2 separate regions of the Homo sapiens genome follow, and region 2 is linked to region 1. The links are chromatin loops, found by intact Hi-C in ENCODE. Cell type or tissue: PC-9. All regions are shown on one strand.

Region 1 (5,000 bases):
AGGAAGGTAGCGAATGTAAGGTGAAGCTGGGTGTGGACTGGATAAGGAAGGAGGATGGGATCCAGACACACCTGGCCATGAAGTGTGATGTTTATTGAAAATATTTCATCGGGGACACAATGGAGCCATCATGAAAATATTCCCCATTCCTAATCCGTCTTTCAATTTCCTATCCCATCCCACTTCTTTGAAAGGCTTGAAATGCTTTACTCTCCAATACCCACTGTCTGCTTGGAGTCCTTCCCTGTCAGCCAGTGGTTGAGGATGGAGCATGGGGGCTCTGAGTTCTCTCTTTAACAACTTCTTCCCAGCAGTTATCACCTCCTAAATCTGCCAGCATAGTTGCAGAATATAGGGCTAAAACCACAGGAGAAAAAGTGATTACTTTCAGAAACAGGACCACAAGTGCTACCACAAGCACTGAAGGTGGTGGTGGTTGGGATAGCAAGAGAAGAAAAGACAGCTGACTCTGAGCTTCTATCAGATGCCTTATTTACCTTGAAGTTTTGATGTATGAGTTTATGTGCACATGCGCATGCACACACATATATACACACACATTCTTCTAGTAAAGTCCGTAGTGAAATTGGTATCCAATAGCAATTAGCTGAGACTAACAATCCTGTTTTGCCTTAAGTGGCTGAACAGCTCCAGACTAATAGCTGAAATACTGAACCAAGGAAACATGATGTTTTGAAGTCTAACTCCCCTTCTTCCCCATATGTTGTGCAGATTTTAATAGAAGGTGTACTAGGACAGGGAAACACAGCCAGCATCGCACTATTTGAAATCAAGATGACAACCGGCTACTGTATTGGTAAGTGGGCTTCATTTTCATTAAATCAAATTGTGAATCTTTTTCTAAAAGTTACTGTTGCCAGAGGGAACTGAATCAATCCTAAAGACCAACTATTTTATAGAATGCACTGCATAATGCATACTGGTTTAAATTCTTTGCTAGATTCATTTGAATACTGTATGTTTTTTGTCTTTAGTGTGGGAAGGCTCATTAGAATCTGCCTGTACAGTCTGGATTAATGAAAGAAATATAGATGCAGGAACTGTAACTTCAGAGCTGCCACCTTAACCTCAACACATTCTGATTAAAATAATTTACAAATTGCTGGAAACTCAGCTTTTTGTAGCATGTGCCAGAAAAGCAGACATTGTATTACCTCCTTTCCCTTATTTCTCTCTTGGCACACCACGGCTCTCCTCTTAATAATCACAGTTGTCACTTAGATTTCACTTGAGCAGAGTTGGTTGGCTGTCTCTTATCTGCCAGCTTCCAAGAGGGCATAAAGAAAGGATAAACCCTGTCCTATGGTGGTTCAGTTCCTATTTGTCTACATTGAAGCTAGTTCTGCATATGGCAAATACTGCTGAGGAAGGACAAGCTGTGCAGTGGAGAGGCGCAGGGAGGAGGAGAGGAAATTGGAGAGGACTGAATAGGGACAGTGCACTGGAGCAGGAGTTTCAAGAAGGAGAAGAATTTAGTTAAGTGGAGGTGCAGGGTAGGAAGGCAAGGGTTCTCCATGGCCAGACCCCTGTGGGGAGAAAGAAACAGGGCAGGTTCAGGCAAAGGCAAGAGGCTGAGTAGGGTGTTTGAAGTGAGACCAGGACTGCTAAGGGAGTTTGTGATGGAAGAGTGTGGATGCAGGATGTGGAGCTTGGACCTGCTGAATCATGTGGGTCAGCCAGCAGGGGAGAAGTGTGCAGCTGCACTTTCAGATGACTCCAGCTGCCACGTGGAAAATGAGTTGGGTACAAAGAAAATGCATAGCAGGTGGGAAAACCCCTAGGAAGCAGCTGTGACATTACAGAGGGGGCATAATGAGGGTAATACTGAATTAGCAGTGGAATTGGAAAAAGGCAGTAGAATTGAGAGATTTTTCAGCACTGACAACTCTTGAAGGCTAAATGAATGTGACGGGGAAGAGAAAGGAGAGTCAAAGAATATTCTGAACGACAACAACAACAAAAAAGCCTTTGCTAATTCCCTTACGTTTCACTTGTCTGTTTTGACCTCAATGATATCTCTAGGGCAAGTGAAAGAAAACAGACCATTTTCTGAAGATACAGTGAGGCTCAGGCTCTTTTCCTTGAGCCTCCCGCTGGGCTTCCACCTGGCATCTGCACAGCTTGTGAACGACAGGGAAGTCAGACACCTCTGGTGGAGCGCCACCTGCTGGCTCAGTCAGCTTACTGAGCCTCAGCCTCTTGGCATCCGTAAAATGGGAATAAAAAGCTTCCCTCCTAGGATTCTTAGGAGGAGGAATATCCTGGTTATGAAAATAATTGGTATATACAGTGCTGGACATCCAAAACATGTTAATTGCCTTTCTTCAAATGATGTGGTGACTTCTGATTTGTTTAAAACAAAAGGATGCCAACACTTTTATCTTGTTAAACTCTATGATCACACTCTGACTTCTTTCTTTCTGGGTACTTTATCTGCCTCTCTCCATTGCTCATCTGTAAAATGAGGTTAGTAACAGTGCCTATGTCATGGGGCTGCTTTGAAGATTGAATAAGTTAATTTATGTAAAGTGCTCAGAATGGAGCCTGGCATATTGAGGAATATTTTGCTTTTTATTTTACTCTTAGGCAGCATTTGGCACTGAATGTTAGGGCATTGGCTAGCAGACACTGTGGTGGAAACATTGAAAATGAAAATCTTAGAAATGTTCAGTGCTTGCTAATGTAAAAACACATTGCTGACTACACCAGTCAAGATCCTGGCAGGAAGGAGGAAACAGAGGGTACAGTCAACCTGAGTAATTTGAGGGAAGCTCACTGAAGAGACCACAAAGGTGTGAGTGGTAAAGGAAGCCAGCAAGGAATAGCTCTGTGACCCAGGACTAGTAACAGTGATGATTCAGGAGCTGTTATCTTCTTTTGGTCTGAAAGGACAAGGGAGGAGGAGTTTCCAGTACCTGTAAACAATAGCTATTTGTCAAACAAGGGCTGCTTGACAAGACTTGCCAACTCATGGCGACCTGGCTGGGAGACTGCTGGGCAAGTAAACCCCTGATTTCATTCTCCTTCCACCCTCCATTGGTCGAATCCAACAGGGAGATGGAAGGCAGGGTAGCCCATTGATACAGTCCGGATAGGTCAACCTCTGCAGGACCTATCAGGTGGAGAAGAGCAACGTGGATCCGCAGGGGGCCAGTGGCCAGCACAATTATACTTCCTAGTTTAACTGTGTGATTATAAGGGTCAATGGAGGCATTAGCTTGTGGGTTTCTTGCTCCCTTTTAAGGAACAATTGTTGATGGAGACCAATATATCCATGCAAACATGCCAATGACACTAAGGGTAGAAGAGGGGGATCTGATTATCTTCTCTCTCTTCTCTACTCAGTAGCTGCAAAAGGGACCAGAACCTAGGATATATCTGCCCCACCTATTTTACCTGGGTTCTGATTTATAAGAAAAACAGGGAATTTTAGCATCTCAGACACATGTCCCTCAGCTCTGGGCAACTTGTTCATCATGAGAAGAGAAAGGAATGGAGGACTGGGCCAGTAGATTCAAGAAAGGGTTGTGGAAAAAATTTTCTAGAGCTACGAGCATAACCCTGAACAGCTCTTTGAGACAGAGGTGACTGATAAAAATAGCTGACTTGTACCAAGCACTGACCACATGCCTGGCACTATGCTGGGAGCTCTCCACACTTACAATAGCTCTGTGAAGTGGGAACATTGTCCCCATTTCACATATGGAGACACAGAGGCTACAAAAAGTGGTAAGTCATGCTCCAAGTGACATGGCTAATAAGTGGAAGGGCCATAATCCAAAGGGCCAATGATGAATTAGAATCTTGATTCATTACAGGATCTGTCTCTCTTCTTGGCCAAAATTGTGCAGGGGTCCTGGTAGAAAGGTTGCAGTGGGCAAAGGAAGAGAGAAACTTCTGAATATCTAAGAGCAAACTCTGTAGTAGGATGCGTGTACCCAGGTGTGACTGTGTCTCCATGAAGTGTTTTTGTTTCCCTTCCCCAGAATGTGACTTTGAAGAAAATCATCTCTGTGGCTTTGTGAACCGCTGGAATCCCAATGTGAACTGGTTTGTTGGAGGAGGAAGTATTCGGAATGTCCACTCCATTCTCCCACAGGATCACACCTTCAAGAGTGAACTGGGTGAGCTGGGATCAAATAGAGTCCTTTTCCCAGGATAAATTTTTCTGCTGTCTCCTCCCACTTCCTGCACTGACCTAGCTGTGGCTTCTGTCAACAGGGAAGAGAGGAGGGAGGAGGGTGAGTAGGAACTAAGTAGGAACCAGGAGGTGTGACAGAAGAGTAGGGAAGGATCTACAGTGAGGTAGAGACAAACTGCAGCTGTGAGCTCTGTAGCTAAGGGGAAGGCCATTCCATTAAAAGTTCTCCTTCACCTGTGGCCTAGTCTTGCATTTTCATATTTCCATATTATGCTTTACTTTCTTGTATATTTGTTGTTTAATATTTCTCATTTCTAAAGACAAGGCTGGAAAAATCCTAGGTTACTTTTCACTGAAGATAGATCAAAGGATGGGAATGGGTCCTAAGAACTTCCCAAGTGACAGTGAGGTGAGCCAATACTGATGATTAGCTCTGAATGTGGTGTGCAACAGGCCCCCCTAGTGGCCAAGAAGGCTGCTTCTCTGCAAGGAAAATGGGAGGTGAGGTTGTGTTACCAGCGAGAAGTCAGCTTTGAGGAGAAGTCCTCCACAGAAGAGAGACAAGGGCAAGGGCTTACTTACTTGTGGGTTACCACTGCTCTCACCTGGACCCTGGTAGGCTTTGGAAAAGCCAAGGTCTCCCCACAGTTGTAAGACATTTCATCCTCGACTCCAAGGTCTCCACGGAGTGAGAAGCTTCTGGCAGCTGGCCTTTCAACAAGAACAAGAACAGGAATTTTTATTCTGTTGCAAACAGTTAACTTTTTCTCTTTTGATCCTTTACGCATAGATATTGAGGTAATATACTCATCCTAATAATTTGTTGATGGTGACAGTG
Region 2 (5,000 bases), 490 kb after region 1:
TGTAGCTTTTATATGTATGTGTGTATGAGTATGTGTGTCTGCCTATCAATCAATTGATCAATCATCTATTTATTCATCTGTCCATCCATTCTTCTCTCTTTCCTAGACTGAAACTCTGAGGGCAGACCCTTTGTACCCCAGGCCTGTTACATAATAGAAACTCAATACATATTTGTCAACAGACTGACTGTTGTGTAGGCACTAACAGCAATTTTCCAGTTCCTTGCATATCCTAACTCCTTTGTGGGACTCTTGCCTTACCTTAAACTTAGAGGGGCTACCACACATGGGTCTATGAAATGCACAGCTGGACAGCAGAAGTTGCACCCATCCTGCATCACAGACCACCCCAGGATGTGAGAAGCCAGGGAATGCCACTTAGTGAAGCTGTGCACCAGGGCCACCTTCCTCAATTGCTGGTGTTTACCTCTGAGGATTCCATCTCTTCAAACCATGACCAACCCCTTTCCCCACCTCAGAACCTCTCAAAGGAGAGGAGAGAAAAGACTGGAGGCAGGTCTATATCCAGCTATTTGTGTGAATCCTCATGTCCACTATAATGATTTACCTAATTCTGAAATACTAAGGAAGACAGGTTTTCGTAAGTCAGGGCTGGGACTTGGAAGCTGAGCAGGGTACCAGGAGCTACCCAAGAGCCCTATTTTTCACAGGCAGTGTCCTGCCCTAAGCCCTAGCCCAGGGTTTCTAAACTTCAGTGCACATCAGAATCAGCTGGAAGGCTGGGTAAAATATAGATGCTGGGCCCTCAGTCTGGAGTTTCTGCTTCAGGAGGCTGGGGGTGGGGTGGAGGATTTACATGTGTAACAAGTTCCCAGCTCCTGCTGGTGGCCACAGTTTGAGAACCACTGCCCTAGTCATCAGCAATCTCTGCAGCTGGTGTTGTCCTGATGGCTTCTCACTCCCTGGCTGCATCTTAACAGAGCAAAAATCCGTGTATGTAGCTGGGAGAGGGGGTTGATGGGCAATGCCTTGAGCTTTTCCAACCCTTTGCTCACACTTTCCTAAAACTGCTAAACACAGAGGTTTGTAGTATCATTTTTAAATAGTGAAGCATTTTTTGGTAAAGTCCCAACATTAAAAAAGAGATGAGAGCAGAACAGTCCGGGGTGAGGCAGAAGTGGAAAGTCAAGAATCCCCCCTGCCTCCTCCACCTCTCGAACCAGCCCTCAGGCACCTGTCTTAGAACCCTGGGAGCCTGAGGAGCATCGTGGGGGAGTAGAAAGAGCAGTGAGTCTAGGGACGGATCTGTCAGGTTGCATACTCAGTTGTCCTTTCTAGCTGTGGGATACGGGGAAATTGCTAAAACCCTGAGTCTCAGTTCCCAGACCTGTGCAGTGGGACGTCATCATAGTCACGCCATCGACCTCACAGAGTTGTCGGCGGGGGTAGGATCCAGATGAGATAACGTCTACCCACGCATGCTGTAAACAGTGCCATGCTATTAAGGGATTACCGGGGCTTGCTTTGGTGACTCCGGGCAGAAGTATGTGGGGCTGGGAATGGGGGTATCATGGGAAACCACAAAGCCTTCCTTTTGTGTATCCCTGGGAAGGCACCAAAGCATGCAAACTTTTCCACATTTCCAGGATCTTGCGTCTGAGCCCTGGAGGTCCTGCGTGCTGACTGTGAAGAGGCAGGAAGGGCATGGCCTGTGGGGTCCTCACCCTTTGGTCGTCAAGCAACTCTTCAGTGAGTTCAGGGCAGGACACAGGGGTTGGGGCGCCGCCTCACTGAGCCGCAGAGGAAAAGGTCAGACTCGGAGGTGGTCACCGCCTCACTCCCCACGGGAAGCGGGAATCTTCAGTTGACCCCTTCCTGACTCCAGCCTCCAAAGCCCTGCCCTCCCTGCTATTCTATGCCTCTTCAGGAGAAATGGATATCCAGGCCTCGAGGCTCCTGGCAGCCTGCCCGTTTGGCAGCCTCTGCCAGAACAGTCCGTGGAGTACAGACTGCTCCCTGTCTTCTCCCAGTCTGGTCCCTGGAGAGACTCCAATCTCCCTGCTCGAGTCCTTCCCTTTTCTGCTTATCATGGGGAAGGAATATGCGTCTAGGCGTTAAATCGCTCGAGTGCCAGCTGGCACAGCACAGCCACAGGGCCCCAGCAGGAGCGGGCCTCAGTTCTCAGAGAGCTGCACAAAGACCAAAGCAAATTTATTACTGTTTTTCAGTTTACAAATGGGAAATCCACAACATTGGTCAAGAAGAAAAGGCACCATGAATGGGAAGACCGAAGTGCAGACAACCAGCTGGAACAAGGCAAGGCATTCCTTTTTTTTTTTTTTTTTTAAATCCAGGCTCTTGTAAAATGAGACTAGCAGAGCCATTCCCAAGTTCTCAGGATGGGGAGATGGTAGTCAGAGTTAAAATATCACCCAAATAGTTTAAAAACTCAAGAGAAGGGCTTAAGAGATAAGACATTTTTTATGATCCCAATACAACTGCATCTAACAGATACTGCATCTTTTCTCTGGAAGAGAACATTATAGAGCTGAAACCCTTGCCTTTTAACCTGTCTTTGTAATGAAGGCAAGAATGAAGTTGTGGATTTGTAGGAGTCCTTTTTTCCTATGGTGCCCAGTATGTTTTCCCACCCACTGCAGTACAGCAATTAGGGTTGTTCTTGAGCTCTTAAAGACCCAGTGGACTTGAACGGGAGCATTTCTTCCAGAAAGGGCCTGTCCTGCTTACTGTCATTTCAGGAAAAATGCAGAGAAATCAGCACTACCTCCTAAGCCTGCCTTCCTAATGGCTTTCCCTGATGAAATAGGAGCTTGTGGTGAACATTGAGTGGGGCTGCAGAGCCCTCTTGTGGATTTTCGCTTAATCACATTCTTTTTAGCAGCTCTGAATCTGATGGGCCCCTGAGGTTAGCTCTGATTTCAAATAAACCATTTAGGGGTGGCATTTTGAAGGCTCCTTTTAGGCCATAGAAGTGGGGGGAGAAAAGAGGGACCCTGCACTCACAACCTGAAGGATCTGTGTTCAGTTCACCTTGGTGGTCCCTCCTGCTGGCAGAGTGGTTGGTGCCCAGCAGGTACGAGCAGAATGTTAAGAAATAAACCAGAGAATAAATCCAATCAGTGAGTGAAAGCAGAGTTCCTCCTAAAGCAGCCGAAATACATCCAGAGAGTCACAGGTATTGGCAGACTGTGTCCGAAGACACCCAGAATAAGGGGGAGAAATGGGAGTTAAAAGTGGCAAAATCTAGAAAGTCATGTTTATAGGGATGAGGCATCAAAAACAACTAGAGGCCTTCTTGGGACAAAGGCTACGTTAGCAGAGAATAGACCAAATCCTAAGCACTCAGGGAGTTACACCCCTATAAGCACCACACTGTGAAGCCTCCCCAGGTTTGTCAGAGGAGCAAAGAAGCAGCTGTGGTAGAGTTAGAGAAAACAGTTTCCGGCTTAATTTGCATCCCAGGCATCTTCCTGTCCCCTCCATCCACAGATAGAACTTAACCACTGTCTTTCTCTTACGTTTTCTTTTATAAAAGCCGTTACCTCTCTCATCTTTTCTATTCCCAGGGTGAAAATATAGGAGATTACGATCCATTCCTGGGTGGACGGCCAGCGTTCCATCTTCACTAACACGATATAGTTGAAGAGCATCAGGTATCCGATATACGCCAGCTGTAAGGAGACACAATACAGTGCTCTGGCTGTTCAGGCCCAGGAGCCCCAGCATCAGCCAAGGCCACTGCACAGCAGCACAGAGCAGGGTCAGCAAGCAGGACACAGACTTTATGACAAAAGGAACTTGAAGGTGCTAAACTAACAAAAGAATTAGAAAAGACAGTAATACTTGAAGGATTATAATATGCAATCTTCCTTTTGACCTGTACATGTATCTCTGGGGCTCTGGTGCTTCGTTTAAATCTATGTGTCATGATGCATCATTTCGCCTTGCAGTTACCCATTTTTGTGTGTTTTCTTGGCTAAAAAGGGAGCCTTGGCTGTCAGTGGCGGCTCTTGCTCAGGCGTGGACCTTAGGTTCTTAAACTAGGGCAGCACAGTGGATTTTTGCCTCACGAATGCCAGGCAGAATAAGTGTCTGTGAGAAGCAAAGGAAGAGGAAGACACATGTAACACCTGTAAATTGGTCAAACCAACATAAAAATAGCCCAGGCTTAAAGTGCTTCGCTTGTCAGTGCCCTGGGAGGGTCTTACCTGTTTTCATTTCACCACTTTCCTGTCCTAATCAAGTTAAGATAAGATATTCCTTCCTGGTGTCTGCTTCATTGAAACAACACAAGAAAAGACAACACAGTTTACAGAAAGGAAAGGGTCCGTGTGGCCTTTTGTGGACGGGTGTGGGGTTTAATCCCCAAGAGGCTCTGGCTCGTGGGGTTGAATCCTGATGTGACTGGCTGAATTGCTGGATGTCTGGGAAGAACTCCCTAGGGTTTGGTGACTGCTCCTGGAAGATTCAGTTGTGTCAAGGTGAGTGAAGTGCAGGGAAACTGGTGGCTCTTGCATAAGGGGCTGAGGAGCCTTGAGAGAAGACTCACTCACCTTAAGGGAAATGGCAGACTAGCTGGGCCTTCCTTACACAATGCCTCAAGTCAAGTGAGGTACTCACTGGCCTTAGGGGCCTCAGGGGCTGTGAGCAGGAACCAAGAGGGAGTTTATTAACTAAAATCTGCTGCACTCTTCAGAGTGGTGTAGCAAAGAATAGACACAGTGTGGGTGAAAGGATTGAGGCCTTGAGGGGTCTGGAGGTACTGCATGACTTTGTAGCTGGGAAGGCAGCTTAGAAGGTGGAGGAAGCTGCAGCCTTGCTGGGGGATATGCTGCTTTCTCTACTAATTCTCTTATGTTTTGGGACAGGGTCTCACTCTCGTCACCCAGGCTGGAGTGCAGTGGCATTGTGATCTCGGCTCATTGTAGCATTGACTTCCTGGGCTCAGGTAATTCTCCTACTTCAGCCTCCTGGGTAGCTGGGATAACAGGCACGTGCCACCACACCCAGCTAAGTTT

The links. A loop is a pair of places that touch in the nucleus more often than their neighbours do. Peaks named below come from ENCODE experiments on the same cell type or tissue, not always from the same donor. Only the 100,000 strongest peaks of a DNase experiment are listed, where the experiment ranks them.
Region 2: a loop joins it to region 1, with 4 times the contacts of the local background. A loop is called at or near these places in 21 of 110 quality-filtered maps.

Annotation. Positions count from the first base shown.
Region 1 is chr9:70,108,988-70,113,987 of GRCh38, forward strand. MAMDC2 (MAM domain containing 2) reads left to right here. Exons shown (of 14, transcript NM_153267.5): 4 at 733-817; 5 at 4,008-4,145. Among named protein-coding and RNA genes, the nearest start is that of MAMDC2-AS1, 64 kb to the right of the region's middle. In PC-9, CTCF peaks have their summits at 2,217 (motif pointing left), 2,420, 4,639 (motif pointing left) and 4,843; DNase peaks (open chromatin) are centred at 2,154 and 2,854; H3K27ac peaks cover 1,181 bases.
Region 2 is chr9:70,599,818-70,604,817 of GRCh38, forward strand. It overlaps TRPM3 (transient receptor potential cation channel subfamily M member 3), which reads right to left. Exons shown (of 26, transcript NM_001366145.2): 20 at 3,525-3,653. It overlaps LOC107984011 (a long non-coding RNA gene), which reads left to right and starts at 2,138. Exons shown (of 3, transcript XR_007061572.1): 1 at 2,138-4,463; 2 at 4,851-4,930. RefSeq lists enhancers at 951-2,150, 1,840-2,340. In PC-9, a CTCF peak has its summit at 2,820 (motif pointing left); a DNase peak (open chromatin) is centred at 2,784.